2 separate regions of the Homo sapiens genome follow, and region 2 is linked to region 1. Evidence: chromatin contacts called from ENCODE Hi-C data. All regions are on one chromosome and are shown on one strand. The core of a region is the stretch at or near the end of the contact, and the rest is flanking DNA. Distances in the headings are between cores, read along the strand shown.

Region 1 (2,700 bases), core at 136-2,635:
TATATGCTTCTCAAGTTCAATTAACCTCTCAATGATTCCCTAAGAGGAAAGTAATTCTCCTTAGTGTCCTTGTCATCCATGGAGTGGAAATCTTTCTACTGGCAAGATTAGTAATCACTTCCATGACCCCCAAAACGGCTCTTCCTTCCATTTCCCTCAAGTACTGTCTGGAGCAGCGGTTGGAATTAATAGAGGGGCCATAATCTCCAGACCTGAATACCAAATCAATCCTGCAGCCCCCCACACCCTTAATGCCCCTGCACTTTCTTGCTTATCCTTTTTCTCTCGTCTCCATTTTTCTTTCCTCCTTCTGGTGTTCCGGAACCTATGATACTCTCCTGGTTGTTTGAATTTTTACAACCTACCAGATAATAATCTCTTGTGATCCTCAAAGCTTCCTTAAAGCAAACCCTGAATCACTGTGTTTTAAAACCAGTATGAAAGACTATTGTGTGGGATAATGTTACATTGTTTCACAGCCCTACAAAGTTTGGCCACAAAACGTGTGGGCAGATTCCGTAACTCAACCGGAAACGCGAAGGACTGAAACAAATCAACACACAAAAAACGAAGCCAGCGAGAAAGATCCAACCCGGGCCCCCTGCCTGAAATGGGACACGGGGATGACGGGGCAAAGCCGGGCAAAACCGTGCTCCTGGCTCTCGCGATTCAGGAGACGCGCCAGGCTCACTGGGGACGACAGCGACGACGGCGGCGGCTCGCATTGCTCCACGCTTCCCGTCAGGGGGGCTCGAGGGACCGCCCCAGGCCCGGCCCATGCCCGGGCTCGGAGGGAGCCCCTGGTGCGAGGGCTGCCCGCAGGGCTCCGTCCTCCCGCTGAGGCGCGGCTCCCGGAGCAGGAGGCGCGGAGGCCGCCCTCGGCGTTTCGGAGTCGGGGCGGGGAACGTCCACGGCCAACTGCGGGCAGGGGACCCCCAGGCGGCTACAACAGGTGCGCCGGGGCCGCCCACCCGGCTCGGGGCGCGCCCGCCCCTGCGCCGACCCCCGACCCCTTCCGCCGCCGGGGCCCCGCTGTTACCTGCAGCGGCGGCTCCCGATTCCCGGGAGGGCGGCCCAGGGCCGGCGCCTTACCCGCGGGCAGGCCCACTCGCCCGACGGACGCCGCGGGTCGGCGACAGCGGGGACCGCGGGTCGGCGACGTCGGGGCACAGGTCCTGCGGGGCCGCGGGGGCCGCCAGGGAGGGCGCGACCGCCTGACCGGGCTTCAGGAGCAGTGTCCTCAGCCGGTGACCTGGCCGCTACCCTCGCTCAGTGTCCCCGGCGACGCGCGGGTCCTCACGCGCTCCCTCACTTCCTGCGGCTTTTGGTCCCTCCCGCTCGCCGTCCCTTTAGTTCTGCCCACTTCGCCTCCGGGTTGTCAGGGCAACCGTAGCGACGCCGGCCCTGGCTGAGAGGCGTTAGGAGTCCGGGGGTTCGCCCGCGGAGGCCGGGGAGCAGCCGACCATGGAGCCCCAGAGTAAGGGAGGCCCGGGCTGGAGCTGGGACCGGGGCGGGCGACCGGGCTGGGGCTCCCCGGGAACGAGTGTGGGCGCCCCGCGCGCGACTCCGCAGGTTTCAACGCTCGGACACGGAAATACGGTTTGCGTCTCCTCGCGCTTTTCTCTCCTGGAGAGGGGAGAAGGGGGCTACATCCTGCCAAGTCTGTATGGTTGGGCCGCCGGCGCCCTAGAGTCCGCGCTGGGGGCTGGGAGCGACTGGAGAGCCCCGAGGTATGGGTGGGGAAGGGCGCAGCGACCCCAGCGTGCGTCTTCCTGAAACTTCGCCCGGACGGTTCCATTTACTCCTCCTCCTACTCATGATTTTAGTTTGGTAGTTTGGTTCATTAATTGTAAGTAGCCCATTTTTCTTCTAAAATGTCAGCAATTAAACACGTCCGAGGCTGGGTCTTGTATTTATTAGAGACCCCGTCTTACTCCCCGCCCCCCGCCCCACACCCCTAGTCTGCGACTTGAAGGAGAGAGAGAGAAAAGAAGAGCTTTGTCCAAGTGTATTTGATTCATTCTTAGGGGTTCTACAAGTTAGGACACTCAAAAAATGTTTGTAATCTCTTTTTCTGTTTTCCCATGTTGCTTTCGATGTATGGCAAAAGTTGTGCAGTTTTGAGTTATCAGATCTAAACACGAGCTCTAACTTACTATTTTTGTTGTTGTTTTTACCTTTCCAGGGACTTTGTTTCAAGGCCTTTCTTTCTCTGCCCCGCCTAAGCTGTCTTATTGTTCCTTTTGTTCTCAAAATAAGGGGAGTGTTTTGTATGGAGACTTAAAATTTATCTAAAACCTTTATAGAAGGATGCAGTTTGACTCTCAAACCAAGTCGTCTTATCTTGTACAATTTCAGAAATGAAGAACTCAGACCAAATCTATTCTCTGGGGAAAATGTTGGCATTTTTAAAGGTCATTCGTTTTCCACCAAGAAAGTTTCAAATACTTTTCCTTTTAACTCATTTGCTGAGGAGAAAGCTTGCAAGTTGTGACTTATAGTTGCTTGATAGATTTTGTACAGTATTTGTCATTTGCATTTACAGCTCTTTGGATTCTACATTTTTTTAACCTAGTAAAAGAAATTTAGCATACAAGAACGCTAAAATTTTTGTTTTATGTCAAACTGATGGCAGGCTGTGTATATTCCCGCCTTAGAGAAGTGAGTTGAAATATACCTTTTAAAAACAGCAACTTGGCC
Region 2 (2,721 bases), core at 215-2,714, 2.3 Mb after region 1:
ATGGGAATAAACGAAGGGCTTCAGCTGATAATAGTGTATCAATATTGGCTCACTGGTGGTGCGGGGTGTGCCACACTCATGTAAGATGTCGGCAACGGGAAGGATAACCTCTGTACTACCTGCAACTTTTCTATAAAACCATTCTAAGTAAAAACTTTAAATTTATTTATTTTGAGACAGAGTCTCGCTCTGTCGCTGGAATGCAGTGGCGCGATCTCGGCTCACTGTAAGCTCCGCCTCCTGGGTTCACGCCATTCTCCTGCCTCAGCCTCCCGAGTAGCTGGGACTACAGGCGCCCGCCACCACGCCCGGCTAATTTTTTGTATTTTTAGTAGAGACGGGGTTTTACGGTGTTAGCCAGGATGGTCTTGATCTCCTGACCTCTTGATCTGCCCGCCTCGGCCTCCCAAAGTGCTGGGATTACAAGTGTGAGCCACCGCGCCTGGCCTTAAGTTTATTTTTAAAGAGTGCCTTTCATGGATTCTCCCATTTAATTCTCACATAGTCCCGTGGGGCTCTATGTCCTTCTGCATTGAGGAAATAGGGCACAGGGCTGAAGGGCTTTGCGCAAGCTCCTGGGGGAGCAGACTGCTGCGCTGGGCCTGAAACTGCAGCCCGGCCCCAGGACCTTCCCTCAAAGGGAAGTGCCCACGAATATTGAGGAGGTGGGCTCTTTGCTTGCAGACCAGTTCATCATACCACAGGCTGCCTGAGAGTCTGCGGCCCTGTCCCGTGCTGCCTGCGGAAGCCCGCAGGGCCCGCGTGGGAGGAGAGCCTGGGCTTGGAAGCCCCGCCAGCGAGGGCATGCCCTGCACAGAGGAGGGAGTGTGGAAAAGCGAGAATGAAGCTGTTTTCCTTCCCAAATTAATATGGAACAAGGAGCAGCTTAATCACACTTTGGGTTCAGTGATGTCTCCAGTTGCCACAGTAATCAGAGGCGGCCTTTACAAATAGATTGCATTTGACCTTGTTGGTTTGATGGACGGGAGTGGAGTCCGGCCGCGGACGGCGTCCCTTCCAGGGCCGGCCGCCAGAGGGCGAGCGCGCCTTCCCGGGCGGGGCGGGGACGGGACGGGGACGGGGAGGGGACGGGACGGGGACGGGGAGGGGACGGGGACACGGACACGGGAGGCTTCCGCTCGCCCGCGGGTGGCGTCTCTGCTCCCACTAGAGCGGGCCAGGCCTCTGGGTTCCGTTTCTCAAGCACACAGGGAGGGTGGCCGCGGGCCAGGGGCGGCCGCGAGACTCCACGTCCACGTCCCGGGCAGTCCCTCCGGAGGTTGGGCCGCGCGGCCCGGGGAGCGGAGCGCTGCGCTTCTCTGCGAGCACCCCGGGGCCTTTAGGCGCCCCCGTTTCCTCGTCAGTGGGGGGCGCGGTGCCGCTTCTCCGCGGGCTAAACTGCTGAGGAAGGGGCGAGTTCCTGCGGCCCCTGCCTGTCCCGGCCACGCCCCACCTCCGCCCCGCCGCGTTGCGCGTTCCCGCGGGGCCCCGGGCACCCCTGGGGCCCCGGGGATCTCTGACGCCCCCTTCCCTCCAACCCCCGCTGCGATCCCACAGGTGGGGTGAACAGCGCCCCTGCTGTCCCACGGGGCGTCTTCGCGGGTGATGCCCACACTCTCAGCCTGAAGAGCAGGACCTGTCCGCGGGTGGGGCCCACCCCCAGGCTTCCGGTGCCCGCGCGGCCTCCAGGGCGCCTCCCCCGGGCGCATCCTCCGGGCCTGGCAGGGAGCGCAGCCTGGGAGTCAGGGGCGACTGGAGCCCACCTGCTCAGCGCCCACCGCGGCGGCCCTGCCCTTTCCCCCGGGAGCAGCAGGGACAGCCTTGGAGCAGCAGCTCCCGCAGGGGGAGGAATGGCGCAGTGGCCCGAGGCTCTGGAGCTGGCCCCCTGCTCGCCCGGGGCTACCTCGGGGAAGCGCAGAATTCGCACCTTTCTTCTCCAGCTCCACGCACCCCTCATGGAACCTTAGCGAGGCCCAGGGCAGGGGATGCTGCCAGGCCGCTGCCAGGCTCTGACGCGGTTGCGGATGCCTCGCCCGGTCTCTCCGGAGGTGGAGGAGTGGCACCCCTGGCTGTGCACTGCGGTGCACCGGTGTCTGCTCAGGGCATTCTCCACCTTGCCCTCCATCCCCTCAGGGTCAAGTGAGGAGGGAGACAAATATCCCACCTTCAGAAACAGCCCTGAGAAACGTTTATTTCCAGGGGACAGTGCGATTAGACCTCTCCCGGCGCGGTGTATTTCTGTGCTTAATATTATTATTTATACATCAATATTGACATCCAGCGTCCATTGATACGTGGCATGCGTAGGTGCTAAGAAGCGCCAGCTACATAGCATGCTTTATTTATGTGCGGTAAATATTTAAAGACTCCCATGTGTTTCGATTGGAAAGTGCGTATTACTGGACAATTTCGTTTCAAAGCTTTCTCTCTGATGTAAGGTTTATTAAGATGTATGAGGTGGCTGCGGTGGCCTGATTGAGAGCCCATGAAAGTCCTGAGAAATAAAATTCTGCTGCTGCGGCCCAGGGAGTCGGCCTTCCACAGTCCCGTTTAGGAGCCGGGGCTCTTCTCCGTTATTAAGACGTGGTAGTTTGCTCTGCATGAATTACCAGCTGTTTGGTATTGCCTGAGAGGGACGGGGTGGCTAGTTTGAAAAGTCAGTTTGCAGGTTTTCCACGATGGCAGAGGTGCCACCTGTGTCACCAGCCGGCGGGGCTGGGA

The links. Hi-C counts contacts between places; a loop is a spot of excess contacts on that map. Pooled maps may share reads with other maps.
Region 2: a pooled map shows a loop between it and region 1 (7-fold over the local background). The contact joins the enhancer-like site here to the promoter of FANK1 in region 1. A Hi-C loop is called at or near these places in 5 of 50 pooled maps.

Annotation. Positions count from the first base shown.
Region 1 is chr10:125,895,179-125,897,878 of GRCh38, forward strand. It overlaps FANK1 (fibronectin type III and ankyrin repeat domains 1), which reads left to right and starts at 1,386. Exons shown (of 11, transcript NM_145235.5): 1 at 1,386-1,477. The coding sequence starts at 1,465. It also overlaps a transcript of DHX32 not described here. RefSeq lists silencers at 891-970, 1,191-1,270, 1,431-1,570, 1,662-1,956.
Region 2 is chr10:128,209,312-128,212,032 of GRCh38, forward strand. No RefSeq gene overlaps it. Among named protein-coding and RNA genes, the nearest start is that of LINC01163, 75 kb to the right of the region's middle. RefSeq lists an enhancer at 177-738 and silencers at 938-1,127, 1,218-1,377, 2,707-2,721. Within about 2 kb of position 1,465, at least 16 of the 41 ENCODE cell types and tissues checked have a DNase peak (open chromatin) inside an H3K27ac peak, as active enhancers do.